2 separate regions of the Mus musculus genome follow, and region 2 is linked to region 1. A link is a loop called in an ENCODE intact Hi-C map of the cell type or tissue named here. Cell type or tissue: gastrocnemius. All regions are shown on one strand. Links, peaks and the distances in the headings refer to the core of each region. The heading gives the core; the rest is flanking DNA. Region 1 overlaps Lpp (LIM domain containing preferred translocation partner in lipoma). Region 2 overlaps Lpp (LIM domain containing preferred translocation partner in lipoma).

Region 1 (15,989 bases), core at 2,681-10,680:
TTTCCTGTGGAATTCCCCAAACAAAGCATTTTCTAATTCTTCCAGATACTTTCTGTGACTTGAACTAAAAAGACAGAATAAATACTGGCTTTGCATTTCCATTGTGACTTCCTTAAGTATGTTTGGCAGACTGTTCCCTGTGCTTGGCAGAGCTTTTCTCGATCCTAGGCACATTATGCCTTTCTTCCACCTTGGTCCACCTCCTTTCCCCATTCTCTTATCTCTGGACAATCAGTGTGTGTAGGGAGGCATCTAGTACATGGCGCAGGTTTACACCACAGTTTTACACTAATTCAATGCAGCCTTTCCATGGCCTTGCCCAGTCATTGCTGCTCTTATCCATTCAGCCTGCTTTATGGGAGAAGTGGGGCCAGCAGGAGGGAGGTCCCACTGCTTCCCTGCACTCTACAAGATGGAACTGGGCATGAGAGAGTTTTCCAGGCAGGGACTGGATGAGTCACTGGGCTGTCACAGATGTTAAATAAGACTGAGAGAAGAATGGAGTGTGGTCATCTGCGTGTGAGGCAATGAAAGGCTTTGAATGCTTTCTGTCTTTATGGGTTCTGCAATCTGTTATCCCTAAGTGCTGTAGTCTTGTTACGGGCATCTGTGACTTACCCTTTTGGTAGATGGTTGTAGTCAACGCTGACCTCTCCCCATTCGCAAGGTGTATTTCTAACATAAGATAAAGGAACTTTCTCTGACAGAAGATAAAGGAAATTCTTGACAGATTTCCAGCCTTGTGGTTATTATATCGCAATGGCAGCTTGTCTATCCCAAGTAACTGTAGAAAGTTACTGCTCTGAGAAAGCCATAGGGCATTAGGAGTCCCCCTTTCCCTTGTTAAGGACCCTGCAGGAACTACATTTCCCTGTTACAGTTTAGGCTGGCTATAGAGCAGCCCCCTGGTCCTGGGAGAAAGGGGAGGGCAGAGATGAAGCTGTATAACAGAGGGGTTGCTTTGGAGAGATCGGGAGACAAGAGGTCTGTGTTCTGGGGAAGCCATGTCAGAGCTCACTCTTGAGTCATGCTTCATTCTCCAGATCCTCATTTCTCTGTCTGGCAAATACGATTGGTCCTTGAAAGTCTCTTCTAGCCCCAAAGCCTACAGATCAGTTTCTTTGTGTTTCATGTTGTTCCTTCTTGTTCAGCAGTACCAAGTGGATCGATTTGCATCAAATTGCCATTGTGTTCTTTAACACCAAACAGAGCCCAGACAAAGCCACACTTTTGCCTTAGGTGTTCACTGTAATATCGAGATCAGATTCTTCCGTGTAGCGTCTGACTCCCCTTTATCACCTAGTTCCAACCCATGGTGCTCGTCGAGGGCAACCGTTTGCTTGTCTGGGTGGCACCATCTTAAAGATGACCTGAGTGTGAGCACTTTGTGCTGTACAGTATAAAAGAATGAAGGCACTGAACACTGTGCATGTTGACTTCTTCTCAGGGCCAGAACCGAAGGGTAAAGAGCAAGCACGATTTCTGGGATTCTCTAGCAGTCTCTACAAATAGCTCAGAGGTAGACGTAGGGACACCGAGACCAGTGCATCTTCTGCTTCAGTAAAAGCATAAATTTTAATGGTTACAAATGCGTGGTGCTATTATGAGGAAACCACAGGAAAGACCAGTCATATAAACAGTAATAATTTATTGACCATGACTAATCCTTTGGGGAGTATGATAGATGACGTAGGCTTATAAGCGCTTTACAGTGGACTAACCCCTTCCACATTCAGTAATTCACCAGCTCTCTATACCTTGTCCATAAGGGTGGCAGGCTTGTGAGTGTTACCTTCATTTTACTAATGACCACAGTGAGGCTCAAAGAGAGCTGTTGGGCATTTGGTGAGAAGGTGGCAGGATGGAGAGTGTTTGTGGTTTTAGGCTGGTACCTTTATTTTTGTTTAAGGTTTAGCTTTCCTGATAAAGCAGCATGAGGGCCCACACTCTGGTGTGCCCATACACAGCTCTATGCAGACCAGAGGATGGTAGGGGATGCTATTTCATTAGTCTTGAATGCTGTGATGTTTGGTGACTGGTTCTGTGATTAGCAGGGCTATGTGTCAGTCTGTTTCTCTTCTCAGCTGAATTATGCCTGCCCCGCTGATGGACAATAGTGGTAAGGAGTTCTGGTTGCTGACTGCTCATTCGTGCGTGCCTGCCTTCACTTATTTAGGGCAATGACGAACTAATCATTCTCTTAATTTTTGTTTAGTGCCAAGCTTTGGGCTCTGTGCAGATATTCTGAAGTAAACCACAAATCAAGACCTGGAAAGGACCTGATAGTTTATGTAGTGTAAATCTGTGGCTCTGGTTGGCCTGGAACTTATCCTGTAGACCAGGCTGGCCTTGAATTTGCAGTCATCCTCTAGGCCCTGGCTCCCAAGGCTATCGGTGCTATCTGTTTCCCCAGTTAGAGACAGATAGCACCAGTGCCCCTTGTCTCTGCCTCTGTGTGGTTGTGTGAAGACAAAGGCTCTTTACAAAGTCTAAAGTGGGTTCACACTTGTCAGCCTCCCGCTTGAGCCTCCTGAGTGAGCAGCATCATGTTGTGTGCATGTGCCAGTCTGCCCAGGTGCCCTCTTGTCCTTTAGGCTCTTTTCCAGTGTTCATGTCTGGTGATGGATAAAACTTGACTGTTCTCTGGGATATCTGTAGTGAAGGGAAGCTGTATCCTTCAGCGTTTAGAGCTCTGCATTCAGTTCTTCCTAATTTCCATCAGCACTAACTCACAAACACACAGAGAGTATTAAGAAAAACAAGCCTTTCTCTTAAACTCACATTTTCCTCTTAAAGTATTTCTTAGATTCATTCATTCTATCTTTGTGTCTGTTTGTCTGTCTGTCTGTCTCTGTCTCTCTAGTTGTCAACTCTCATTTTTCTGAAAAAGTTTCTCTTCTGTGTTTTGAGATTTCTTCTTAGTCTGGAAATTGAGGATGGGAGAAGAAACCCTGTTGTGTATTCTCCCTTTCAATACCATGTTTGGTAGTGGAATTATATCCATACAGCGACTCAGGCTTTGAGCTATGTAGGAACACGTCCTACATTCCTTCACATGATATTTGAACCTAATTACACTTTCTTAGAACCACAGAGGGAACCACAACAGCCCTCTCAAATAGCTCTAAAGGGTAAAATCTGAGGTCCAGAGTTGCCGTAACTCCAGACATTGAGCCCAATGCCAGGTGTTCAAAAGGAGTCAGTGTTGGATAGCACTGTGCTCTTGATTTGACTGCTCTCTTAGCTCTGGTCCCAGGAGGGTGGGAGTGGACCTCTGCAGGGTGATGAGTCAGTGAATCTTGGGGTTTGCCATCGTCCACCAGGGCCTGGGCTTTGTTTAGATTCAAGAATGCTGAGTAACTGATAAAAACTAATTCCGAAGCACTCTGCAGATAGAAAGTGCTTCATATGTAATAAATAATAATGGTTTCCCAAGATTAGGCCCAGCCCTAGATAAATATGCCAGCCTTGCAGGCTTCAGACCTTAAGGTAGAAGAGTGGTTGGTTGGGGCCAACTCCTGTTACCATTATGTAGTTACTACTTTAACCCCAGAGTGATGGCACATGCCCCAGTGTGAGCAGTATTTATCTTTGGGACTCTCTAGGAATGAACCCCTAGTTATGGTTGGAGTCTAATGGAGGATGCAGTGACTGGCAAACTTTGAAGTCAGGAAGGGAATCCAGCCCTTTCCATGTCTTGTCTCCATTCCCTTCTCCAATAAAACGTCTGTCTTTGTTGTTTCAGTTCTTAGCATGGAGTGGTTGAGACAGGATTCTACTGAGTTGATGTGAATAGCTTTGAACTTATTCTATAGTCCAGACAGACCTTGAACGTGATACCAGTTTTTCCTTCTTCCTGAGTAGTTGGGATTGTAGGCCTATGAGAACAAGCTCAACTTCACGGGAATCTTAAGAGGTAGATGTTGGCACAACTTCCCAAAGTAGCCAGTGGTCCACTCATGTCCTCTCTGGCTTTGGACCATCAGTTTCAGAGCAACATATGTTTCCCCACACTCATTACCTGCTTCCCTAGACAGGCTCTTTCTTTTTTTCTGGGGATTTTGTCTAGGGAATTACGTGCCTTTTGTTTGTTCTGACATGGGGTCATTCAGAGTCAAGTTTGGTGACTAGTGGTGACCATGTCCAGGAGGCATGAAGCATGGTGTCAGCCATGTTCTCCTATCTTATTAGATCAAGAAAGCAGAAATGCTCATTGAGTCTTGCACTTGTTGACCCTGAAAGCCCTTTCCTGCTTAGCGGTGGGCATCTAGTCAAACTGTGCTACAGAGACTTATTCAGGACCTACTATGTTCCAGGAACTTTTATAAGCATAAGCCTTATAGCAAACTTCAGAAGCCCAAGCAAGGGTCTGATTATAAAAGTTGATATAACAGAAGTACATCTAAAACCATAACAAACAAAATAGTTTTCCTTCATTTTGGCTGTTCTTTGAACCTGTCACTTGTCCACTTGTGTTTCTCCTGGGAAATCAACGTTAGCATTGTCTCCTCTCCAGCCTGACCCAGGCAGAAGCTTCCTGCCCTCCCTCTTGGGTTCTTGAACTTCTCACACAGGGAAGATGTAGCTTCTGGGTGAAATTCAGGTTTCTCTAGCTGCCCACCTTGCTCTAGGCACAGGATGGAGTGTGTATTGGGAGTCAGAGGACCTGGAGAGGAGGCTGAGTGACCATGGGACCCTAGGGCCATCTAGTATGTTACTACATTGCAAGATCCTTTAACAAAATGGTGGCATTCCCAAAGCCTGGTTGCCTAAATGCCACAGCATATTATTAAATGAAAGGGGCTCCATTTGATAGAAATTGTTTAATAATAATTAATGATTTGTAATAGAGGTAAGATCCTAGTAGTAAGATGTAAAATAACTTTTTTGTTGTTTTCTTTGGTTGATTTTTTTAACTTTGTTTTTTTAGACATAGCTTCCCTGTGTGGCTCTTGCTATCTTGGAACTTGCTCTGTAGACCAGGCTGGCTTTGAACTCCAAGATCTACTTGTTCTGCTCCCGAGTTCTGAAAGAGAACTTACTCTTTAGTTTCATGCTTATTATACCAGTTTTTAAACTTCCCTACGAGGTATGCCCATGTGTGTTAAATGCAGAAGACAGGCGGTAAAACATTTTCCTCCTCCAAAGACTAGTTCCTTGCTGCAGGATAAGACTCTGGGAGGCACATTTGACACTCAGGCCAGTATTTCAGTGGCAGAATTCAGAGAGATGAGCTCTACATTGACCAGGAAGTTAGGCGATGCTCTTTTCCAGTTTCCACTGAAGCCTGAGGTTTGAGAATGCCTGACCATCCCTGGACTACCATTACCTATCCTGAGTTAAATGTTGGGGAGTAAGGATAGTTATCATTCCCCAGTAGATATAAGGCTGAGCTTCAGGGAACTGATATTTTCCTCCTCCATCCATTGGTATAGACCTTTGACTTCATTTGTTTTCTCTTGTCTTTGTTTCTATGTGGGACACTAGCCCTGGAGATGCTGAAATCATTTGTGTTAGCATGATTCCTCTCACTGATTGCACATACACAGTGTGTACCAGGCAGTGAGGTTGCTTCTTACAGCTCAACTTCTTACGATGGTGAAAACCAGTGTGGGCAGTAGGTATGCTATTTGTATCGAGTGGTAAGTTATGGACAGATAAACAAGGTTCTGGCGGTTGTCATGATAGGGTCAGATATAGAATGAACTCTCCCTGGCAGCTTTTCATTACACTCCGTTCCCCTTGCTTTCTTCTTACTCTCTTTCCACCTGGAGAAAGTTGTCACTGAGACCTCTGTGACTGTCTGGAAGGAGTACTCTGTTTTTACATCTTCCTCCCATGGCTCCTGGAGCTGGAGACCTCCCATGTGTGCAGTATTCAGACTCTGCCTCTTTAGATCCTGGATTGGCTGTCAAGGGTAAATTTGCTGCAAAACACCTTCTAATGAGTTCATTATTTTTCATGGTCTACTTGGTTTATCACAGGCCGGGGACAGCCTGATATTTGCTTTCCTGTCTAGGATCAGGTACAATGTACGATCTCCCCTTGGTGTTTTCTTTTTATATGTTCTTTATAATACATTATGTTACAGTAGAGTTTAGAGATGCTTTTGAGCATTTGGGAGCAGCCTGAGAATAGGCGCTTCTGCTGGTGTCTGCTGATGGTGGCTGTGTAGTACAGCCTGCCTGGCCCCTGTGAAATCCCACTCTCTAGGGAACAGCCTCAGTCTCAGGCACTTATGGTATTGGTGCTTAGCATTTTTGTATTACTTTATATTTGCAAAGTGCTTTCCAGTGATTTATTAGCCGCTCTTGTTTTTAATAGCCCCCAGAGATAAGTTGATATTCAGCCTTCCGAGAATGTAAATGCGTAGAGGAGGCGTATCTCATCAGATATTATTGGATCTGGGTCCAGGACTCTGACCTCCTGGGATAAGGCCATTTGGGGTCACTGTCTTCTGTGGATTAGTAGGAGATCAAATGGACTTAACTTTGGCTCCCAGAGTCTCTGAGGCAGAGATGGAATGACTTGAGAGCTATTTGAGGAACTGGTATGGGAGCTGTCAGCAGGAGCCAGATAACAAGCCTGCCTCTACTGGTGACTGGCTCATTGAGTGTGAACATCGCTTTGCTGACCTATGTCTCACACTCACTGCTAAAACAACGGCTTCCTCCACAGTCACTTCAGGGCTAGGACTGTGTTAGGTGCGATTGAGCGACTTTGAATTCTTCCTCTGTGGCTCTTGTGTAGTCGGTCCATAGGTGATAGAGGGAGGAGGTGGGTATAGGTCTAGGCCACCAGACTCCTTCCTCGTGTTACAGAAATGCCGGCCTTGCTTTTTCCACATCCATGGTCTGACAGTGAGGAACCTTAGCTTTGTTTTAAGAAGCACACTGCCCTGGTCATGGTTAAACCCGAGAGAGGAGCCAGGCAGCCCAGAGCTAGCAATTCTGTATCTTATGACTGTTGTAGAAAGTCATTAGCAGTCTTGATTATCTCACTGGTTCGACATACGTTTTAGGGATGTGATGTAATGCGAGGGAACATTTAGTTGTCAGATTTTAGGGCTGGATCAGATTTATTCTTGCAGGAAAAGTCTAGTTGTCCTGGCAACCTGAAATTGATTTTCTTTTTGCTCTTGTCAGCTGAAACTGGTCCCCTTTGAATCATTCCTCTAATTTAATATAGAGAGCTGTATGTCCCCACCTGGTAACTGGATTGTTCTTAATGATAGATGTCTCCAGCAAATGGTTCCTCTGTCCTACCTGAGCCAGGAACTGTGGTTTATTACCACTGTCACCCTGTGCTGTCCCCTTTGTGGTTATTTGTCTGTGGAGTTAGATGTAGAAAGAACGTGGCATTCAAATAATTAAGACTTTAATCAGGCCCGTGGAACAGTGATGTAATTGGCAGCCAATCATATCCCTTCATTTTCAGTTACTTCGGGCCTGGGTGGGATTCCAGTGAGCTCCAGGAGGGGGAGTTATTTTGGGGGGATGCCTAGCAGTTTTGTAACTTAGGGATGGCCATGTTATGGCTCAGAACACAGAGAGAAAGGGGAGGTTGCCCCTATCTATTCTCTCTGTCAAAGATAGGGAGGTGGTCTACAAAATACAGAATTAACAGTTAATCAGAAATAGATACCCACAGCAGACGAGGAAGAGGGAAAAGAACCTGTCTCTTTGTTAGATGATCGCAGACCTTGTGGGCTACAACTCCCACATCTCAGGATAGAGAGGAAAGAGACCTTCTGGCAAGGATCTGCTGCCAGTCATTTTGATGAAACCTGGAAATCAGCAGAGATCCAGAAGTGAGGAGAAGAGGAGATGGACAGCAGCCATCACAGAACCAGGTGTCCGGAGTGTACAGTCTGCCCACTTCATTGTGATTCCTGGGACAGTTCTAGAACCACTATTTCCTAGATGGTTTAGGAGTCTTTGAAGAGAAGCCATTTTTACCAGGAGTCATAACAGGGTCACTTAACCTTTTTCTAGCTTCAATGTTGGAACATCCTGACACAGTGGATGGAGTGTAGGCTGTGGAGATGGATTGTTGGGGTTTAAGTCCAGGAGTCTCTGCTTTGTCACCCCATGACCTTGGCCAAGTTGTTTAGTTTCTGTGAATTGACATTCTCCTCTGTCAAAGGGCTACCGGGACTGACAAAGCTTATGTGACATGATGCACGGGAAACGCTTAATAGCGTACATACATGAAGCATTTAATCGACATTGCTAAGGTTGTTATTGTTCAGAAGATATTTGAGAAGGTGAAAACACTTACCACTCTTTTACCTAGTTATGGATAAGGTAGGGAAATGCCAGCTTGGTTGTCAAATAGGCAGTGGCTGCGTTTGTAGGGCCATGTATACTTGCCAGTAGTAATATGGTAGAGAAAGATTGTGTGTCTTGATGAGGAATGTTCCAAAATCAGATTGCAGGAATATGCAGGGAGGATGAAGGGGTGGATCATTTTTGTGAATTGCTAACCCCATAATCTCCCCCTCTGTTTTTCTCTCCTGAGAATAACCATCTTGAGTGATTGGTATGTGTCTACTTCCCCTGAACCTTTATATAGCTGATATACTTTGGTTGAGGACCTTCCGAAATCAATTATATAAAGTTTTATCCGTTGTTCTTGAATACCCTCTCCTGACTACACCTTGAACAGTCAACTAACTGTCAGTTAGGTTGGGATTTTGTCTTTCTTCCAGCACTCTGCTTGACCTGTACATAGTCTTTCTGGGTCCACAAGCACAGTGAACCTGTTTAAACCTCTGCCAGCAGGGCCTTGGGAGATGTGGCCTTTCACATTGTCTGTTCCCAACCCAGGTTGCCTCTTCCCTACCTCCCCATTTTCTCTGTTCTCTTCTATCCCTCCTTTGTTACCTACCTTTCTTCCTGGCCTTCTTATAAAGTTAAAGCTCTTGGTGGCTTAACATGAAGCTCAATGACAAGGTATTCATATGATGTGATGAATTCATGGAGAAGCGGGCTGTGGCCATCTTGTCCCCTCTTTGAGTTACCAGGTTCCTCCCTGATATGACTTCCTGGCTTTCCTTGTCTGTAACTCTGTGGGACTGGATTGTCTATGTTGAAACCACAAGCCTGTTTTGTAGCCATGTGAGTTAGCACTCGGCAGTCTTAGGAAGCCATGGTGGGGTGTGATGCATTCATGAGTTGTATAATTTCTTGTTCTGTATACAGCTGATAGGAGGGTGGTCTGTGTACACTTCTCTCCTCTGGCTCCTGGCAGAGATCCACCGATCCCAAGAACAGAGAGCTCAGAACCTCAGCCATGAGCCCTGGGCTGTATTTCCAAGGCAGCCTCAGGTATCTTATGTGTGGTATATCCTTGCCTCCTCTTGCTTTCCTCTGGACTTCTCTTTACACACTACATCTTCACATGTGTTATCTCAGGAGATGGCTCTCTCTGCCAAGAACTGCTTCATGCTCGCCTCAGTTTCTCCTTCTCCTAAGCAGGAGCTTTCCATGTGGAAGGATACTTCCATCTGCCCCCATCCTATATGTTTGAGCTTTCAGGATCCCATTCTACACAGCCTCCTGTTCTGGTGGCATCTCTCCCTTTTGGATCATGGTTCAGGGGCTGGCCTTGAAGGTACCCTGCCTTATACTGATTCAAGAGGAAGCCTGTTTTAGGAGCAGAGCTCTAAAGAGCAGCTGCCAGCCTCTGCTCAGTTCTATTTAGCCCCTCTTCTCTAGCGCAGTGGGAGGGGCATGCCTGCTGTAGATGCTGGGCCACTGCAGTTAGGTTGGGATATTGTCTGTCTTCCAGCACTGAGGTTCCTAAGGGTGTCACCTTCTCTCAGAAACATTTGCCTCTTACAACGAGGAAGTGGTTTTCACAGTGACCTCCAAATTTCTCACTTTGATTTTTTTTTTTTTTTACCCCTCCTGCTTTGATCATTTATCACCATGGATTGAACTCAGAGCCTAACTCTGCTACAGAGGTGCATCCCAGCCTCTGCTCGTTTATCTCCTTTAAGAAGACTGTGCAGTCATTCACCCTATTACCGGGAAAGCAGACAGAGTTAAGGTGCTGTGTTTGTGAAATTGGGGAAATTACAGCTTTGTTTTATGACTCTGGCCTTTGGGGAGAGTCCAGGGTCAGACTCCTCCCTTGATGTCCTCGATAAATCCACTTTCCACTAGCACTGTTAGGATCTTAACTAGATTGCTGCTTGTGAAACATCTTCTCCTGACTTGAAATTAAATGCTGTTCCAGTGACTCGTCCGTAATAATTCTTTATGTTTAAACTGCTTCTCATTCAGAATATAAGTAGAACAAAGCTACAGGAGGCAGGAACCACACAGAAAGATCAAGCCTAGGACACTGTGCCCAGCCTGTGCCCACCAGATTGTGTGTATGGCAAAATCTGTGAAATGGGGCCAGCAGTCAGGAAGGGCTCCTTTGTGAGTGTCTCGGGCTTGTTTAGAAATAGCACCTCTCAGTATGTGGGCACATTCGACACGAGAGAAATAAGTATCTAAATGGGTAGTGCCCACATGTCCTCCTCCATGACTGCACCACCTTCCTCTGTGCCACGCCAGTTACAGAAATGCTGCTCTTAGGCTGTTACATGACTAGGATCTGAATTTTGAATTGTTTTTCATTGTTTAATACAACTTTATATAATGTTTTAACTTTAACGGAATGTTAAAGTTCTCTGTAAGTACTAAGCTTAGTATACTTTATTCCTTAAACATAAGATAATAAGTATCCAAATAACAGAGTGTGAAGACTGTTAGAAGTATTATTAAAACATAATTTTGAAAATTTGGAGAGCTCTTGGAATTTTGGTTTATTGTCTTTTAATTTCAAAGGGTAAACAATGTAATTTAAGGCAACCACACTTTAAAATATTAAAATAAAACAGAATAAAACCTAGTAGTGTCCCAGCAAAGATGCATAGACTTGAAAGTGTGAGCTCTAAGGTTGCTTGTATTTGAATGGTGTGCACAGACAGCTTCAGTGGGAATGAATAACAAAGCCTATTTAAGCCTTAATTTAAGTGACTTTAATGAGGGATAGATGTGCCTTGTATGCTTAGTTGTACATATTAAAGGATGTCTGTAAGGACCCAAGATAGTGTTTAGTGCATGACCTGCCCGAAGGCCAGCCTCTGTGGATGGTGGCCTGCTTATTGGGTGGCACGCTCATAGGTGCTGGCTGCAGTACTCCTTGGTGTCCACATTGCCTTGCTTTGTCCTGGCTTTTCTTTCTAATCCAGACCTTGGTACCAGCCTGGTACTGGAGTTGTTGCATGCACAGTGAAGGGCAGCCACTTAGTGGAGGTTTCTGTTTTTGTTTTTGTTTTTTAAGATCTTGTTGATGCAGAGCTATTGAATACCTGGTGGAATCTTACCCCATAGGGTGCAGGGGAAAGTTGATGATGGTGATGGAGAGGTGGGTTCTTTTTCACTATTGGCAGAGGTGAGTGGGCTTGGTCTGGAGTTATAGCAGATGGCGGCTGGTAGGAAGGGTGGGTAGAAGAGAGACCCACGGAGAGTTTGATGTTTGAAGTCTGAGTTTGTGATAGAGCTGAGCCATTGTAGACCTGCAGCATGTTGTAGTATTGTGTAGGGCAAGGAAGGCAGGGCTACTTTCTAGTCAGCCCCACATGCGTGTTTGCATAGCTGTTCCTAAGTGTGTGTGAGTAACGGGGCCAGTGGCTTCAGGGACTTACCCAAGGCCAGAAAGCTAGGAAAAAGCTTTCATTTGACTAAAGAGTTCAGTCTGGTAATGACTATGAGTGACAGAAACGGGCAGCAGGAACAGGGAGGGAGAGGGCCTCTGCCCCATTTCCTGCACCCCAGGCAGCTAGTGAGTAGGAGTTCTAAGTTTCAGTATTTGATAGCATCACCTCCTCTGCTTTCCCAGAAACTATTCCTCGAAGTATGAATTGAGTTGTTCCTCTGTGGGGAGCTGTCTCAGTTCAGAGCTGACTTTCTGCTCTGGTTGTTTACTGCAACAGGGCAACAACTGGTAATTTAGAGGGAGGATAATCAAATGGAAAAAATAAAACCGAGCACACTAAATGAAGCAAAACCCCAGTGCTGTGCAGCCGGGGGCCTGGGTGTGGGTCTCAGGACCTGTGGGAATTGGACAAGTACATTTATTTCCTGTAACTTGGAGGAGAATGGTTTCCATGTGAAAGATTGTTCTGACAGTGTTTTGCACACTTAGTGTGGATCATAGGGTAACGAAATGGAGGAGATCATGGACTTGAATTCTCTTCTCCTATGTGAATTGTAGAAATAAAGAACTGACCAGCACGTGGAAGTTGTGGATATATATCTATAAAATGTGGCAGGGACCTCATAGTCCCCCTTTGTTCAAGATCTGTGTGTATCTGAGCTCCAGCATGTATGCATACATGCCTGGACATACATGGAAGTTGTTTTAGATTGTGGTGGTTGAAGCTACTCACCCAGTGAGCATCTACCCCAGGGGCTCTCCTCTGCCCTTTGCAAAGGCCGGCTGCCAGTATTCTCTGATTATTATTATTATTATTATTACTTAATAAGCTCAGCTGTGCCTGCATGAGGGAGTCAGCTGGAGAGACCCGTGAGCTTTATTGAGCTCTTTTTATTGGTGGAACTTCTCCCATGCTTGCTGCTTGTGGCCACAAGGACTCACTGGTCAGAAGAGGAAGGGGAGAGAGTATCTGGGGCAGAGGACATAGCTTCTTGCTATGAACCTGCTTTTCCTGGGCGTAGATCTTTCACAGAGGAAGACAGAGGTTTCAGGGCTGTTTAGCTCCTGTGTCCTTGAGACTGTTGTGAGAAATCTCTGATTGGTGCTGCTTCAGATGTGAGGCTCTCTTCCCCGCCCCATGTGTGGCTGTGACTTGTGTCTTGGCTATTCAGGTTTGAATGAGTCAACACACTGTGACCCTGTGGTGTGCTTCGCAGCACACTAAAATCAGTCAGAAGGCAAGGCTGCCTGTCCTGACCCTAGTGCCCACTCACTGCGCATGGGTGAGAGCCTCTGGTCACTTCTAGAGTGCGCCTTCTCTATGATGGGGTTGATGTGGAAATCAAGAAGAAACATTTTTGTTTAAAAGTAATATTGGACCCTTTAGATCTCAGGCCATTTGAAATAGGTACCTAGGGGCCATTAAGATGACTCAGCAGTTAAAGATGGAGGATCAAGCCTAGTGACTTGAGTGTGAGCCTTAGAATCCACATGGTAGATGGAGAAAACAAACTCTCAGAAGTTGACTTCTAAGACTTATGCACTGACATACATGTCTTGCTTTTTCACACACAAAATTGGAAGCAAAAAAAAAAAAAAAACAACAAAAAAAAAACAAACTTATATCCTTGGTTCCTCCTTGAATAAATAAATGTGCTGATCCTAAAAAAGAAAATCAGTCTAAACTTGAGGGCAATTGGAAAGTGTGCCTCTTTGTACTTGGTGCTTGCGGTACCTGAATTTAGGCTGGTACCATAATGGGGATATTTGGTTGAAAGAGAACCATGTAAGTTAGAGCTGAAGATATTCAGCTTTCCGCTCTCTTTAATCTACCATGGTTCCTATATTTTCCTTGCCATTGATCCATGACCTTGAGAGCTCCATTTTAAAAACAATCTCTCTCTCTCTCCCCACACGCATGCGCACATACACACACACACACACAAATACACATGTATGCTAGAGCACATATGTGGATGTTGGAGGAGAGAGAGAGAGAGAGAGGGAGAGAGAGAGAGAGAGAGAGAGAGAGAGAGAATATGAGTTTGTTCTGCTGTGTGAGTCTTGGGGATTGAAGCCTGTGGTCAGGTTTGGTGACCAGTGCCTTTACCAGCTGAGCCATATCTTTGGCCCTTGACCCAATTTTTAATGCAACACATGGATATGTGTTTCTCACAGAGACATAGTTACTGGGTGGCAGAAGGTTCCTATTTGACACGTGGAGGTCTAGCAAGGTCACACGTTGGGGAAATAGCAAAGTCAAGACTAGAAGCCAACTCTTTAATACTCTGTTCTCTGCTCTTTCTAACACATCACTCCTTCCTGTCAGGTGGAGAGAGAACCAGATGGTTTGACAAATGGCTCTTGTTGCTGTCAAATCTGCCTCTTTCTGCTCTGACAGACAGTTCTTACCTTCCCTCTGTGGGGAGGGGGGTGTGATAATGGGAAGGGGAGGACGTGGGGGAAGGAAGACAATCCCCATGATGTTTCTGTGGCAAGAAGCAAGACAAAGGTAATGAGGAGTCGTCACCTTGAGTTTCAGCACACAGAGGACTAGGAATGGTGGGCCGTGTTTGGAGACATTGATTTCATATCTATCTATCTTTAAAAATCATGTTTAGGATACCATATCCATAAATACTAATAAGACTGTCTGATTCCAATTTCCAGGTGAGATTAGCATTTTATTGAGTATTTTATCTGTCAGACTCAATACTCAGTGCACCATCCTCCCAGGCTTATTAGCATAATTGCCATGCTTAAGCAACAATAAAAAAATTCAGCAGTAAAATAGCAGTTAGTGCAGGCAATTTGTTATCAAAAGCTTTTACTTAAGGACAGCTCCAGCCTGCAGTTATTAGCAAGTAAGGGTTATAATTTATTTTTATTTGGAAAAACAAAAAGAGGGAAAAAGAGTTTTTCCTTTTTGTTTTAGAAATAATAGAGGAATTGCAAAACATCGGCTCTCTAGAAAATTGTCCACATCCCATCTTGCTTTGCTGAATGCAGGCTGTGCTGGGAATTGACTCCACTTGAGGCATGTTGGCTCAGACAGGAAGTTGCTCTCCCAGGCACTGGGACAAATGAGTGGGAATGTCCCTTTCTGCTCCTACAGACATTTCCAAAAACACTTTCCAATGTGTGTTGCTGTTTGAATTTCACACCAGTTTTGTGAGGGCCTCCATTCTTAGAAATAGAAATGGGGTTGGAATGACTTTGTCCCAGTTGAGCCTTTGAGTGGCATGGCCCCTCAGGAGCTCTTCATCCAGCCTGTAGTCACACCTCTCTATGGTAATCCCTCATGTTTCTGTCCCCAGTTCTCTTGGGTGTTATTTATTATTATCACATACATGGATCAGATGACAGGCAACACACCTAAATGTGTCTTTACACACAGACTTGTGTATATATACACATACATATTTATGCACAAATACATGCATGCACATATATTTTTTTCTACATATATTTTTAATTTAGTTTGCATGGTATGTAATATGCATGTGTGCCTTTGTGTGTGCATACCCTCATTCCTGTGGGTACACATGCAGGCTAGAGGTTCCTGTCAGCATATTTTCTTTCTTCACCTTACTTTTGGAGACAAGCTCTCTTATTTGGGTAGACTGGTTGATAAGTGAGCTGCGGGGATTTGCCTGTGCTGTTCAGTGTATTGGTGTTACAGATAGAGCACCGCCATCACACCACTTGCTTGAGTTACAGGCACTGTAACTCACTGAGCCATCCTTCTGCCCCACTGAAATTGAATTCTTTACTTACTTGTGTTTCCTTAGGTATACTGGTTAGAACCGTTCTTCTACATGCGTTTTTCTTGACTCAAGTGTCTCCCATTCCCTGCCTTTAAAGTCTGTCTCTCGCTCTCTGCATTATCTGTCTCTCTTACTCTCTGACTGACTCAGAAAAGTATCCATGATTGCCACCTGTGAAGGACCTGGCACAGTAGAAATGGTTTTATAAGTAATGGTTCAGTCTCTGCCAGCCAGCCAGATAGGATTTTAAAGGTGGGGATTTAGAAGTCATTTTTCATCTTTATTTCTGGAGAAAGATATCAGAAATAAATAAGAACATTAAATTGAGGCTTTTTACTGTGGTTTAGCCTGAAATTACAGTGATAATTTTCAAATTGAAGATAAAATTTTTGGTGAAAATGGACAATTGAGGCTCGTAAACTTTGAGATAAGTTACTTTAGCATCTTACATTTTTGTTTGCTCAGTAAGTTCCAGGAAAGGCTGAATCCTCACCAACTGGAATGTCT
Region 2 (15,989 bases), core at 2,873-10,872, 130 kb after region 1:
CAGGCAGCAGAGACTGGACTTCATTAGGGCTGTGACTTTCTCATCAGCTATTTGGTTCTTGAAGACAGGAGTCTGGCACACAGTTGGTATACATTGTTAATTTCAGGCTCAAAGGAACAAGTGGATGTTTGACTATTTCAAGAGAGTCTACTTAATTCTTCAGAAATTTTGTTCATCTGTAATCAGCCTAGAGTTTTCATGGAATTTCTGCTAATACAAAATCTTGTGTGATATTAAAACAGAGCTCTGGAACTGTGAAGATGTTAACACATTTCAAAATGTGTTGGTTTGATTTATTGTTTTCTTGTTCTGATAAAGATAGGGGACTACTCTTCTCTGTTTAGTGATTAAGTCACCCGCCACCTTTTTCTATTTTGGTCTTTGTGGTAATACATGTTTCCTGGAAAATTCCCCCCCCCCCCCCGTTCTATTAATACAGTAAAAGGGGGTTACGGCCGTGACTCACCCCAGGAAATCAGCCTTCGTTTGCTTCCTCAATCTCACAAACAGTGCAGTCCCCATGCACAAAATCAACAACTTCTGCAAATGGGTTACTTTATAGTTCTTAAGAAAGTTCTAGAAAATACAGTATTTGTGGTCGACTGTGTGCTTCCTGTGATGGTGGGGATTGTACAAAAGTTCAGGTTTTGCTTCTCAGTGTTCGTGAAATCCTTGCCACGCTAGATCAGTGATATGGTCTCTGGTAGGAGTTCTCTGACCTGCTGATGTTGAGCAAACATTCCAGGAACACATCCTTGCACAGTTACAGCTCAGGGCAGGGGCTTCAGCAGTTACTGTCTGGGGGTCAGAATTTCAGTGCACATGAGGTGTGTGCCAGCTTAGAGTCCCACTGTCACCCCTCTGCTCACTCGGCAATGACTGGATGGGGCCATCCACACATTAATTCTCTCCATGTGTCTTGGCGTCTCTGAGGTTTTGCTCAGTTCTCCTCATGAACTTGGGACCTGCTCTAAGGAAGCTTCCATTCCCATGACTGTGACTGCTATTACACAGTTACCTGTCATGTCCAAGGACTTCAGACTGTGAGCTCATCCTAAGGATGTCTAGCCTCAGCTGATGTGGATCAAGGCTGCGTAGAGTAAGCTTAGTCATTTTAATTCCATACGTTGTTCAACCCCAATTTTGTCTAGAAATTCATTCTTTTAAAAACAGAAATGGAGTTTAACCATGTGTTTTCTGTAGGATTTGTATTTTCCACTTTGCCTTATAATTTATATTCTTCCTTAGCTGATTTTTTAGGTATCTGACTGTGAATTTTTTCTGAATTATAAATGTCTTCCTTTTGACATTACTCTTCACTGCCTTTCTATTTTCCTGGTACAGTATGGGATAAATAGTAGCTGTTCACTGTTTGAGAAATGCTAACTATGTGGTTATTTGACCAGTGAGTGAACTTCTCTGGATCTCTGGTGTAGGAAAGGGTAGAGGAACAGTTCCTGCTTATTTTGAAGGCTAGGTATTATATTTAAAAACTCTTTTAATAGTGCCTGGTACTTAGTAAGCACTTACTAAATGTTATCATAAATAAATGATCTTTCTGCTACTTATAAAGTAGCCACATAGCATTTCCTTCTAGGATTTTCTTCCAGTCTTTTATGATGGATAAAGAAGAGCCATACAGTCTAGGAGTTCCTGTCAGCTTTCTTTATATAGGAAACCAGATGTAAATATGCTGTTTCAGTTACATACATCTCATATTTTTATATGATTGCTGACAAAACATTAAGTAAGAATTATGCTATCATATTCCCTAGATATCAATTCATGCTCTCATTAAAGTCAGACATTTATCTGGTACTGCTGACTGCTGTTCTTACCCGCAGTAATGTTAAGTACTGTCACCATTTAATGGTCTTGCCTGACCTTTGGGCATTAGTGCCAATCCTTTCTTCATTCTGTCCATGAAAACAACAACTTAGACATCCCATTCCTTCCTCCCTGTGTCTTCTTCTAGCTTAGAAACCTTTGTTTAATAGAGGGCTTGAAAACTTGCTGCAACAGAAAAAGATTGTAATAAGAAATTCTTTCTTCCATCCTTCCAAGTCGAAGCATGTGTTTATATGCCTTTTCATATGTCACACATTTAGGTGCATATACTTTTATATGTGTAATTTTCAGAATTTTCCTGTTATACGTTGAACAGTTGCCTTTGTGATTGCTGCTGCAAAGAACTCAGAGGGTTTTATTTTTTTTTCCTTTCATGATTTCAACCTTGAGAGTCAGCAGTCAGTGTGCTCTGGCACAGGGCATGTTGTTTTGCATTTATCAGATGATACTTTGCATGCCCAGAGGGGATCAGATTTGGAAGATGCATGCTTAAGTTTTTAAATATAAGTAACTCTACAGTGGGTTTGTGTTTGTCAGCCCAGTAAATCTTTATAGAACTTTGCATTGCAGTTGTCTCTGTGTGTTGATAACTGTTCCCTGGAGAGTACAGCATCAGAATTGAATCCTATAACTCCAATCCCTAAGTCTACTGCTGCACATTTCCCACAGTACCTAACGGTATGTGGGGAACTGCTCACTGTCCTGTCCCGTGTCATATGCCATGTGGGCAGCCAGTGCACACAGATATTCTCTATATTCAGCTTTAACCGCCACAAGTCACTTTTTCATGTAATAAGTGTACCACAATGCCCAGCGGGTTGTAGATGCTTAGTAGTTGCTGGAAGATTATTAAGTTACCCAGATATAAAAGTGGCAAATGGCTTAGTTACCTGGGTGTGGAAACGTCTGGTGTGGTTCTAGTGGGAGCTTTCTAAGTGTCTTAGTTTAAGCTGATGACATAGTAAAGAGGATCATACCTGCTCTGGTCACTGATACAGAGAGCCTACATTGCCCTTCAAGACAAGGCATCTGTCACCTAAAAGCCCGATACTTTCCCATGGCAGTCTAAAAGGTGACAGATTCTAGGCGATGTCTTTTGGGAAGAACAGACAGACACCGAGGATGCTGCTCTTCTGAACAGCTTTTGTGGTTAGGAGTGAGACTAGGAAGTGACTGGATCAGTGTGGAAGCCTCACTGGGTCCCAGGATGGAGAGACTTAGGAGTGCTGTTGTCCAGCCTGAGAGAGTGGATGTATTGTCACATGTGATGCTGATTTCCCCTTTCTATCAGTAACTGTGTCTGCAGCACCTTCTTCCCACTGTCTATACCACCACCCCTCATTACTCCTTTTGCTTGCTAAAATTTGAATACTTGGTAATGATTTGTAAAAATTACATTCCATGTGATAATGTATCATATCAGCAACCTGGGCAAAGAGATATCCTCTAAAATCCGTAGCATGAATCTGAGTGAGATGAGACCTCACCTTTCCCTGAAAGAAGTTTGTTTGACATTTGTTTGTTCATTGTGTTGTGTGCGCCTCAGTTCATTCTTTTATTTTATTTTATCTAAGGAAGTTATACCTATTGATATGTCAGTGAACTATGTGTATGCCTTTCCTTTGAGGCCAGAAGTGGTTGTTGGATATTTTGGGACTAGAGTTACAACTAGAGCTGTAAGCTGCCATTTGTTTTCTGGGGATAGAACATGGGGTTTTAGAAAGAATGGCCTGCGTTCTTAACCACTGAGCCATCTGGAAAGATCCTGTGTGTCTATGTTGTAAAGGAATTTCTGAACTTAATCCCCGCACAGTTTCAGTGCAAGCCCTTTGTTGTAGTAACTGTTCCAGAAGGATGCCTGGCGTTGTGTCCTGAGGATGCTCACCAGCTTAGATCAGGGAGTAGAGCAGCCTGGGAAAGCTGATGGCGTTCTTCCTGACTCTAGAGTATTCTTGATTAAGAATTTGATGGAGGAGCCAATTCTTGTGGTATACTCCTACAATCTCAGGACCTGGGAGGTCAAGCCAGGAAAGAGCTACAAATTTGATGAGTCTGTGTTTATTTTTTTTAAAGATGTTTCTAGATGATTAAAGGTGTCATAGGTCTACAGTTTGTTTTTTTGTTTCAAGGATAGAGACAGACAGAAAAAAACCATTGAGAGAATATTTGTGAACTTTCCTTCCAGATTCAGTTTTCCATCATTTTGACTTATTAGTATATACATAGAGAAACACATCAAATTTTCCAGAATGGAGAGGGACTCTATAAACTCTGACTTCATTTAGTTGCGTATTTAGCCCCATCTTTAGCAAAAGTGACCATTCCTGTCAGTGACTGCATGCTGTACATCCAAAGTGAACGTGTTATACATTACAGTTCCAACTGAATCGGTGTAATGGAGTACAAGTGAATGCAGCCCTGGCCTACCTCTGAGGCCTGTCTCTCTCTTTGGCAGACTCTGTGTCCTTTCTTGTAAAAACCTATCCAACTTAAGATTCTCCATTTAACAGAAAATCTTAACCTTTATTTGTTTCTTTTCTAACAGTATATTAGGGAAAGGGTAGTTGTGAATTTGAAATGCTGAACACATTTGAAAGCCTGTGATCATATCAGTCTGGATGAGAGAAATTGGTGGGGTGCGTTGGATATCTTACATCCGGTCCTCCTTATTTTTGGTTTTGACTTCCAAAGCTTCAGAGCTATGCTTTCTGACCTTCCTAGTTAGCAGTGCTGAATCTCAGCATTGTGTCAATCCTCCTCAGCTACTAGGATGTAAAGCAGTGTTGTGTCATAGCTCTAACATGCACAGGATAGGAAGGAGCTGCAATCCAGTCACAATTTTTCTCACTCAACTTCACTTTACCCCGATTCATTAACAAAGCACTTTGCCTCTTTCCTCCTTTTCCGGGGCACAGAAGGAAATGGATCACACCAGAACGTCTAATCAGTTTGTTCAGCAGGGGTGGCATGCTCCTCATTTCACCAGCGTGTGTACAATACTTTAAGCAGAGATGCATCATTTTCAAACCTACCTTGAGTCTCCCTCATACCTGCTTATAGTCTTTGGCTTTTCTCCCCTCACTGAAATATTCCAATCTGGAAATTTTATCGTTGGACTCTAGATCTTTCTCCCTTTATTTTGTAGAGTCAAACTACATAATTTCAATACTGTGATCTACAAGCATGGTCTAGTTTTGTTCTGCATAACCTTCTTATGGTTGTGTTATATCCTTCACACTATAAATGATTTATTGTGTGTATACCTTTGTTCCTATTCATATATATGTTGAAAGGACACAGAGAGCAAACAGCTTTGCGACCTTAGCCACTCATTGAACATCTAAATGGGAAAATAAAGTTATTTCTTGTACTTTGAATATAATTTAAATAGGGGGAAATGTCTATTATAATCTGTTTAGCATGTACTCAGGATTTTAAGAAAAAAATAAAAGATGCAGGCCTTAGTTCAATAAAGGAAAGAATCATGCATCCATCCATTCAAATAATGTTTAGGAGTCTGCCACGTGCCAAGCACTATCTTTGGTTTGTAAATAAGTAAGGCTCAAGGTCCTTGACCTCCTTGGTCTTCTACCCTTTAAAGAAACAAAGGCACACAGATACAGATAAAGCACTCCCCGTCTCTTCCTCTCTCTCTTTACCTGCTCCCTGGTTTCAGAGTCGTATATATCAGTTAGTTGAAAGAGATGAAGCACCCTGGCCATTTGTGCTAGAGAACATATGTAATGACTTGCTACCAGTTATCTCCCTGCAAGCCTTCTGTCACAATCAAGTGTTTTTCTCCTTCCTGTTCCATTGGGCAGCGATGGGGACATTTTCATCCCTTGCCACTCAGGGCTTTTTCTTTCTAGTAGAAACAACTGTGCACACAAAAGCACATCCTGTGTGCATGCGTTGTGCTTACTACTGCTATGAAAGAAAGCATCATGCATACCTCACTCAGTCTGGGCCCATGCTGCAATGAGTGGAAATGGCGCCGAGTACTCAGGTGGGCACTGTCCATCATTTGAGCTGAATGTGCAGGACCAGCTTCATTTGGATGCTTAGTCCCACGTGGCCCCTGCGAACCAGTGAAAGTAGCAAGTGGCTTTTAGTTTCCCCCAACCATGTCTCTTTCTGCTGCCGCCCAGGTTGTGCCGGTGAGACTGCAAGGGCAAGATGGGATTTGAACTGTTGCTCATGTTCAGTTTAGTTTTCTTTTGAAAAGCAATATTATAGTCTGTGGCTATGGGTGACCTCATCTCCCTTTAGCTTCTGTGTGGTTGGTTTTTATAATGCTATACTATATAAAAGCTCTTTTGACTTTTCATTTTGTTACTGTTTCCATTTTAAATTTTCATTTAATTAAAAACAATTTAGTCCCTCTCTGCCTTTCTCAGCTCATTTCCTGAGTTTCCTTTCTTTGTTTTGTACTGGCAGATTGAAACACTTTCTCTCCCCTATGTTTCCCCAGACTGCTGCTGTTGCTGCTTCTCCTTCTGCAGGCCTGGTCTCAGCATCTACCTTGTTTCTAACCTCTTAGGCTGATAATAGCTTTGTCTTCAACAGCAATGAGAAGACTGAGAAGGCAGGGAGTGATTTTGTTTGTCTGTTTGTTTGCTTTTGCTTTTTTTTCTAGGTTCTTTCCAAGCCCCATGCTTGCTTTCCAGCTTTCTAGAAATGCCCCACTTTCCCTGCACAACACCTGCTGTTGGCCATTTGTCATCCTTGTCTTCCAGAGAGCAGGTGCTGAGGACTCCAGGGCTGGAAGGAAGAGCTTCCATCTCTCCCTTGGTGGCTGTAGCCAACCAATAGGCTCTCTGTACCTAATGTGAATCTGCCTTCACCAGAGAGCACTGCAAACGCCCCAGTTGCACCGAGTCATTCAACACTGATACGTGATGCATGGAAACTTAGAATCTCAGCGGATCCACCACGGCACTTGCTTAGCTAAGCTTGGATGGAACAAGCAGCCCTCACATATCTGATCATTTTGCTGAACAGAGGATGTGCACATCATCAGGTCTTTTAAACATTTCCCATGTCAGTCGTGAAGTCAGAGTCGAGAAACATGTGATTTTATGAAACAACATAAGATGTGAAGCAAAAATGACCTCTCTGGGCACCCATGTCCAGAGGTTGGAAACATGAAGGGCAATGCTGCCACTCCTGTATGCACAGTGTTGAATTGGCTCCACCTTCTTCCTCTGACGTAGAGAGGGGTCTTGACATTGAATGACACAGGAGTGTAGATTGGGGCTGAGGAAATCCTCAGAAGACCTAACATTATGAAAAGGCTGGGTTTATAAGCTGTTAAGAGTACCACAGTGAGTGTCAAGAGATTACTTTGGGGGCCCAGGACTTATGGTAGTGCCGGCTGCAAGTTGACTCTATTTATGTGGTTTGGAAACATGGACCCACTCTCTTCTTTTGAGCATTATTTCTCGTTCTTTTTACCTTGGAGGCAGACCTGAAAGGGAGTCAGTCAGGTGTTGTAGGCGGGGCTGATGGGGCTGAAGGCAGCTCTGCAGTGCTGAGAGGCTCACCTTGTTTCCTTGTGTGTGTGAGCCCTCTGCTCAGTCCCCTGGCAGAGTTTATATACACCCCCTTAGCACTGTGGTCTCTGTTAGGTTTTAACCATCTTCTGTTGCCTCATCCTCACTCTTTATTTTGGTTTCTTTTCTTCTCCAAGGTGTTTGTGAATGCCTTTCTGTATGCAGGGCTCTTTAGAAATACATAGAGCTGTTTAAAGTAACATAATAATTGTTTATTTGCCATATCCTGCATTTTCAGTTCTCTTTTATATCTTTTATATGTGTACAACCAATTCTAAGAACCTTCTGTTTGATAGATAGGCCCAATGAGGTACGAGACTGTAAGCTATTTGAGGGGCTGTGTTGGGATTCAGAGGCAAGCAGCCATTTTCTTTGGCTGCTTTGACCTTTTGTGCTCACGCACCTTATTTACACGCTGCCAGCCTGGACCTGCCCATGCCTCACTTTGTACACCCAGCTTATTTAGCAGAGACTGTATTTGCTTTCAATAGAATAATACATGTATTATTTAATGATAACAGATAGAACATAACATTTTGTGAGGATTTATAATATACTCTTTGAGCTAGATCTAGGATATGAATATTATCTGGATAATGTGAAAACATTAATATAAGCTTGCAAACTGATCAAATATGTACAAGATATGTTTAGACACAGATAATACTTAATGAACACAGACTGGTAAGAAGCCCAGCAGGGCCCCTAGTTCACTCACTGTCCACACAACAGGAGCCACTGCTCTCCTCTCCCTAATGAGTTTAAACAGGCATATTAATCGGCTTCTGTCTGCATGACTCCAGCCTTGTAATGATCTATGCACATTGCAGACTCTCTAGAGGTTTACTGCTCCCAACAATTCAGAGTATGACATCGTATATGCTCTCTGTATCTCATGATTTTATTTCCATAGATAAAACTCAATGTGATTTAAGCATGTCTTTCTAACTTTTTGGTCTTATATACATGACTGGCTTGAGCATCTTTGTACAATATCCTTCGGGACTCGTAGGCTTAGGGTGTGGTCGGAAGCTGTATAGTTAGTCATTTTGTGCCTATCTAGTCAGTTTTAGCATTTCTGTCAAGATGTTTTACATGTAGGTTATTTCAGGGATAATGTATCCTGCTGAAGTGTGCTTGTCTTGTTTTGCCCTGGCATCCCAACACATGGTACCATGCAGTATTGTAGTTCTTGCTGATACGGTGGGGAGAATGGTAGTTCCTAGTTCTGGCTTCTGTTTCTATATGAGAAACGATGACTCAATGTCTCACAATGATGTGGAGGAAATGTCTCATGAGGAGGGCAAAGCATCTATTTCTAGTCAAATAGCTGTCTAAAATCATGATTGCAGAGGATTCTGTGACATTTCAGCAGATCTTGGGGCTAGAAACCAATTACTTTGACAGTGATGCCTTGGCCAGGACAGGTCACTTTGGTGACAGTCTTGAAGGATCCTTCTTTAATCATCTAATTACTTTTGTCTTAGTATTTACTGTGTGACAATGGGGACATGGTTGTAAGCAAAATGAATATGGCTTTGGTTTTATGAACCCTTTACTGTAGTCGGGAACATTGGTGATCAAATACTCATGGAAGCATGTGATTGTAGAACACAAGCATTGCCACACAGAGACAAGAGAGGAACTATAGTGTCTGGTACTGGTGCTCGCTTCTGTGCATGCCTGTTTGATGAATATGTGTGCTAAGAGTGTTGTAGGTTGTAGGTTGGGATAATAGTAATGGATTGGTCAGGGTTCTCTCAAGGAAAAGAACAAATTGATTAAATAGATAAATATATTCATGTACACATAAATTACATAATAACACATATATGTAGAAAGACAATTGTGCATATATATTAATTAAAGGGGTCAATTATAAGGATATAACCTTTGTATTCTACCTTGTAGGTCTCACATTGGATAGGCCTAGAATCCTAGAGATGCTCAGGCCATGAGGCTAAATGTCTCAGCACTGCCAGTCAGAGTTAACAGTCCAGAAGATTCCTGGAGAGCCATTGGTCTTCAGCCTGTGTTTGAATCCTGAGGAACTTGGTTCTAATATTGGTGATTGATGCCACACCATGATAGCTTCAAAGCGATGGAATCATGTTAGATATTGTGCTAGAAAGCTGAGCAGATGTTCCCTGTTTGTGTTGAGCTCTAACCAGTGAACTAGGTCAACACTGTCCATGGAGTTTGGCAAATATTTGATGTCCATTCCCTATGGCATGGAGATCTTATCTTGTTCTGTGACCTCCCCTTTCTAAGTATGCCATTTTCTCATATCTAAGGTATATTACTTCAAGAATCGGGTTTTTATCCCCAGGGAAAGTTAGAAAATACAAAATAAACAAATAAAAATCATCTTACTGTCTTTCAGTAAGTGGGTATCAGTATAACTACTAACCTATCTTGTTTTTTAAACTAATAGCAAGTCATTAGTCTACTAGACATTGCCTAGATAATGCTCATCTACCAAGAGGGGCAGATCTACATTTCGCTCTGATTGGTTAACCAGGATATGCAGCCATGCTAGAGGTCCTTGTTCAGTATTAGTTCTTCCACATCCCAACTCCTCATCGTGTTCTTTAATCCTAGAAAGTAATTTCTGGCACTTTCCCTCGACTGTTCAGAACCCTGGATTACTGCTGTACATCAATGATAGTACACTGGCAATAGTTGTGTGAGTGTATTGGTCTGAACCTATGAGCTGTCTATGGAACACCAGAGTCTGTATTTTTAGTTCATTTCCTTAGGCAAATACAAACATTGCACAGTTACCTCGGGCATACACAAGCTAGACTGTCAGCATGAGCACAAGGAACCTATTAGTTTAACATGTACCAGGTCCCTCCTTAAGCTTTGGATGAGAAAATCGAAAGGGGACATTTATAAGCTAAGCGCCACATGTGTGTCGGATTGAGTATAGATTACAAACCATTCAACCTATATCAAATACTGAACTTCGGCTAAGGCTGGCTTGAACTCTGAGAGATAAAGTCCATACAGTTTATCTCGCCTGTGCCATTTTAACTCAGAATTGTGTTGTATCTTAAGTTCTGGATGCTGGGGCTTCTTTCATGACTTCCAAAAGCACATACTTTTCTGGTTTTTGGTTGTTTTTTTTTTTTTAACAATTTGCCATGGACAATTTTAAAAACTGTTGTAACAATTATTTTAATGTTTCTTTCCACATATGTCATCATCTTCAGCAAGGATTGGCTCATGTACTTCTTTGTACTGCTGTTCCTCCTGTCGCATGTAGTCCCTCTCTCTTCTTTCCACAGCCTTCCTTCCCTTTGATGGTCACTTCATCTCCTCTGTACCTCAGTCCTTCCCTCCGGAATTGTCTCAGAGATAATCTCAAATATCACAGAATACAATCAGTGCTGTAAAACTGAAACTTTTGTAGGTGTGTCAAAAGCACTTCTCTCAGCCATAAATAATGTTAGGTGACCATTTTTGCAGGGTGTTTATTGATCTTGTGGCTTTTGCCTTGGGGCATGGTGTGGGAAAGTTTAAGAGTAAAAATTTTAATTCTGAGTGACTTCTCTGGTTGGGTGAAGTGACAGACTGGTCTGTGTCTATTGTAGCTATTATATATATTTAAAATATTTAGTCAAATGAACCATATTAGCATTAGTGAGTCTATTGTATTGTCAGTAGAGTTCTGCTCTTAATTATAAACTATTTTAAGATATAGATAGAAGCACAGGTATATATAGCCAATACTTCATTAAGGTTAGTGGTTTCTCTGATTTCCTCAGTCTAGGTTATAAGATTCTGTGTGGTAAGCACAGAAGGTGTTTGCTTTTAACCAAATTACCTAGAAAATAGAGAGGGAGGCAGAAGTTTATATTCTTAGAATGAGGAAACCCAAGTGAGGTGTTTCTAATATAGAGGCAGAGAGCAGACAGACAGTACATAGCATAGCATAGCATAGCATAGCATAGCATAGCATAGCATAGCATAGCATTGATTGCTGTGGTCTCATTACATCTTCATAAAAGCTTCCTGAGCAAGGGTGTTCTCAGTGATCCACTTGGGGAAGCAAGAAGAGTTAATGTGGGTCCCCACTTTCCCTGCTCACACGGCGCTGAGTTTCCCAGGCTTTTGTAGAAGTATGCTTTTAGTTCCTCCTGTGTCATTGTGACCACTTTTTGTAACAACTTGACTCATAGCATCCCAGGGAGGCTTGCCATTCTTTAGGGCTGGGAAGGCATAGTGGGGCAGCTCAGCCTGTGGCTGTGCATCATGGGATACAGGCCTTTCCATGTTGCTGACCACGAGGCGCACAGAGGTAGAACATAACCATGTCTTCCATCAGTCAGGTCTCAGTTCCTCACAGCTCTATAGCTTCAAAATCCCGATAAAGTGAAGCAAAGGGTTCAAGAATGATTCTGTGGAGACATTTCCCACTCAGATGATGGCACCATGATAAGGGAAAACCTTAAAATATTTGTCCAAAGGGCTTATCTGCCTAACAGACCACCGGAAATGAGATGACATTTCCCATTAAGCCTGATTCTAGATCCTTACACCCAGTTGTTCCTAATAGATCCATAACCCTGGCTTACTTGGGTCCTCTGATCAGATGCATGGGTGTTCTGTTGCATGGATCTCCTTGTAAGCTAAAGAGATCCCTGGTTATGTGTCCCTGTTCTGTATTAGGTGCCAGTTTCTCACGGTTCTCTCTCATACTCACGTCTCCTTTGCTTGTGTCAAGGAGCTGCTGCTGAAGAGATGGGTGGCAGTTTCATTGCAGCAGCTTGATGAAGTGACTTTCTGCACACAGAGTGAATTAGTTGGCATGTCACAATTCTGGCTTTATTTTCCCTTGTCCCATGATAGGATTTTTTTTTTTTTAAAACAAACAATTGCCTAATCAGGTAACTCACATCTTATCCAAACAGCATTAACTTTGTGTGTGTGTGTGTGTGTCTGTGTGTGTGTGTGAGTGTGTGTGATTCTGTTAGCGTTTTTGAATTTTATGTATTATGCGCATATATACTAGTGTTACCTTTACATTTGGGGTGTCTTTTAATTTTGCTGTAATTTGCAAGTATAATCAAGTTCATTTCAATTTGCTTTGAAGTTATTAATCTGTTGATGGAGGTTGAAGGTCTAAGTGGATTTGAAATGACTTCCCGTGTGCCATGTGCTGACTCAGTAGCTCACACTGCCTCTCTTCCTGTGTGTTCACTGTACGTCTGTTCCCCTCACACCTGCTATGCCTGCATAACTCTTAACCTTTCCGGTTGCATTTGCCCTGCCTTCCCTGCAGTTTCTTTACTAGTGAAGAGCCTCACTTTCTGCTATGCCTCACTGTGCTGGGTCCCTGCCTCCTCGGGGGTATTAGTGTGTTCTGTGGCCCTACCTGTGTTCAGAATAGAGACACTGCTCCTCTGCCCCTGCTGTTTGGTAATGCGGACTGTGGAACCTTAACATATGGCCTCATCAGTAATAAACTCCCCTGAGAAGCCATGTCAGCCACTTGCTCCCCAGAATGTCCTCATGAAACATCCTTGGCAGGGTAGCACTAACACTCGGGGCTTTCTGTAGCACTGCCCTTTTTTTTCTAAATAACAACAACACACAAAAACAAAACAAAACAAAACAAAACATAAAACAGTGTTTCCCTGTGTAATAATTCCCTTTCCTAGTTCCTGGCCCTCACTTGTGAGTACCTTTAACCCAGTATCTGAGTTGAGGTGTTGGGAATATGTAAAACCTGATTATTTTCCCTATTGGCATCTCCTTATTCAAATGATGAGAAATCTGTGAATCTGCTCATGCCTTGGGGGTTTCTTCTATATACTCTCTGATACTGAAATTTTGACAAAAAACGGGTTGAGTTTCATACTTTCCAAACATGAATTTTGTCCTTGGAAAATGGAATGAGTCATCTTCTTTATGTAGTAGAGATAATTCCCTGACATGTGATATGCTAGCTGCTAGTCATGATTTTGAGTTTTAGTTTATATCTAATTTATATGAATTAACATGAAGTAGAATTTACAATTAGTTCCATCGACTCTCTGTGTTTTAGGCGATGACTCCCATGCTCATCGCATGCTGGGCTGTTTAGAACATCCCATTTAAAACAAATTTGTATTGTCCAGTGGCGATAGAATGGACTCCATAGAGGACAGTTAGGGAACTGGAGGAACCAGTCTTCAGGTGTGTCTTACTGCTTTCTCTAAGCTTAGTTCAAACAATATTGGCCTGTATTGGTAATCAATAAGATACTGAGATACTTTGTTTTCAAGATACTTTCGTTTTTTGTTTTTTGTTTTTTTTTTTAACGTAGGCACCAAAAACCAAAACAAAACAGAAAACTCTGTAGGATAAATCCTCGCTGGCACAGAAGATCAACACTTAGACTTGTTTTATAACCGAGAGGATTAAGAGTACAACACCGCCCAATCCCTAGAATATCAGAGAAACAAAGGCCACAGGTGTTTGAGAGCTTTGTCAGGAGTGCTGTTTCTAGAAATGTGTCCTTCTCATGTTTATGCCCCTGCTGGCTTGGGATGAGAAGTTGTTGGGAATCCTAGAATGTTAAGACCCCTGTCCTCAGAAGATTTCTATATCATAGCCTCGTTCCAATCCAGTCTGAGGCATACGAACAAAAGCTTTCCTATTAAAATGAAGAGATCAACAAAGTAAGTAGATGGTAAATGAATGACATCATTTGTTTGTTTGTTTGTTTGTTTGTTATATAGAGTCAGAAGCTGTGGTTGATACACTCTGGTATTTATTTTTGGGAGAACGATTTTGCCTGATGGTTTGACAGAAATGCCAGGACAGCGTTTCTCCCCTTTGGGTGGCCAGACAGAAGTGAAACCTAGTTGACTTTCACTTCCAATTTACCTTGCTTTGATTTCCAATTTATTGGCACCCAGGATCTGGTGTTTGGGTGGTGACCAAGATCAGCGGGTGAGGGTTACTATGAGAAATTCCACAGGGAATAAGTTGGTGTTGGGTGCAAAAAGCTCATATGTCCTATTTGAGGCTGTGTGAAATGAACTGGATCCTCCCAATGAGGTGGCCCCAGAGATTTAATCCTCTGGGGTGACTGCATTCACAAGTCTTTTCAAGAGCCTAAGCACCATAAAATACAACCACAAAGCCTTCCTTCCAAGGAATGTGTGTATCGGCTCATGTCAAGGGCTCTTAGCAGGAAACAATGAGCCTAAAGCCATAATCTAATAAACAAACAGATAATCCAGTTCAGGTTTGTCTAGGTAATATAATGTCTCTATCAAACTAGTTCTTGCACCTTTAGCTCTATTCAGAAGGAAAGAGTTCTTCGTGGGAATATGTGTGTTTTCTTAGCAGGGGGATGTGTGTTTCCCGTGACCGCATAGCTTGTTTTTCTCTTCTTGCTCAGTCTTGTTGCTCACGGTGGGAATTTTCCATCTTGGTAATTTGGTATTTTCCTTGGTTTTTATTGTAAAGGATGGAAATGTGTACACCTCAATTTCAGGTTTCTTGTTGCACCACCTCCATCTCAGTTGCCTTTGGCCTGGGCAGCCAGTACTCGCTCGTCTTCATGCCTTTCTACCCACCAAACCTTTAGGCAACCAGCAAGCTCGAAGGTGAAGCTGTTTCTATACAGGAAGTTCACGGATTCCTGGGGGGAATTTCCAAAGGTCTGGAGTCCTTTATACTCCCCTGTGACAACTGAGTGGCACGTGGAAAATACTGTACGCTGGGAGTCTACTTTGAAAACAACTACTGAATTGCTTAATTTCCAATATGGCCATGGGGTTTTGGTATGAGGGAGGTCAGTCATTAGCAGCACGAGTTACTGAGTTCTCTTTGCCTGATCTTGCCTAGAGAATTATGTGTTATGGTAAATGCTCAATGAGTGCCTTCTTGCAGTTAGGCTAACTGCCCTGCCATAACATCGGGCTATTTTCTGGCTACTCAGGTTGGAAACAGTCTGTCTCTTTGCTGTTAATTCGCCCTCACATTTTGAGTCACGGAGTCATAAACCATTGGTGTTGAAAGCGTCTTTAAAAGCTATTAAGCAAGTGCCTGGCACTTACAAAGCTTTAATCTGTATCACAGTATTTCTCCTCCTCACCCCGCCTTGAACATGTGCAGTTATAGGTAGTTTTCACTTTCTCAAGCCAGTGACTTTCTAGTTTTCTTTCACGGTCAAGCATCAGGCACTTAGCAAACGCAGATACACTGAAGTGATATGTTATTGCCAATGTTTCTGTGAAACTCTTTGTAGGTTTTCCAAACAAGCTTAATATTCCCAGCTGTATCATCAGGGTAGTTCAGGCTCATATTCTGTATTACCTAGTGTCAGCTGTAACATGTCCAAAGAAGTAAATATGGTTATAGGGTGGCTTGCTTTTTGTTTTTGTTGTTGCATGTATCTGCTAGATATATTCTACCTCTCATTCCATTTGTTATCTTCTCCTTAAAGTCACAAAGTAGCTCTCTGGTCCCTGATTCTGGTGTGGACCATCCTATCCTGGGCAGCATCAGAATCCTTTGGAGGCCTTTTCTTTTTAAATCGATGCAGTGGTGTAAAGAAAAGCCTCCCACAGGTAGAGTCAAGAACTGGCT

What was found. Peaks named below come from ENCODE experiments on the same cell type or tissue, not always from the same donor. Only the 100,000 strongest peaks of a DNase experiment are listed, where the experiment ranks them.
Region 2: it touches region 1 in a loop (1.9-fold over the local background); 2 of 42 quality-filtered maps call a loop at or near these places.

What each region holds. Positions count from the first base shown.
Region 1 is chr16:24,495,206-24,511,194 of GRCm38, forward strand. All of the region lies in intron 3 of Lpp (LIM domain containing preferred translocation partner in lipoma), which reads left to right. Among named protein-coding and RNA genes, the nearest start is that of Gm24440, 97 kb to the left of the region's middle. In gastrocnemius, for the core only: CTCF peaks have their summits at 6,602 and 7,448 (motif pointing right); a DNase peak (open chromatin) is centred at 9,333; H3K4me3 peaks cover 337 bases; H3K27ac peaks cover 4,477 bases.
Region 2 is chr16:24,628,952-24,644,940 of GRCm38, forward strand. The region is part of intron 5 of Lpp (LIM domain containing preferred translocation partner in lipoma); the gene reads left to right. Among named protein-coding and RNA genes, the nearest start is that of Mir28a, 190 kb to the right of the region's middle. In gastrocnemius, for the core only: no CTCF peak of the experiment used is centred there; a DNase peak (open chromatin) is centred at 6,617.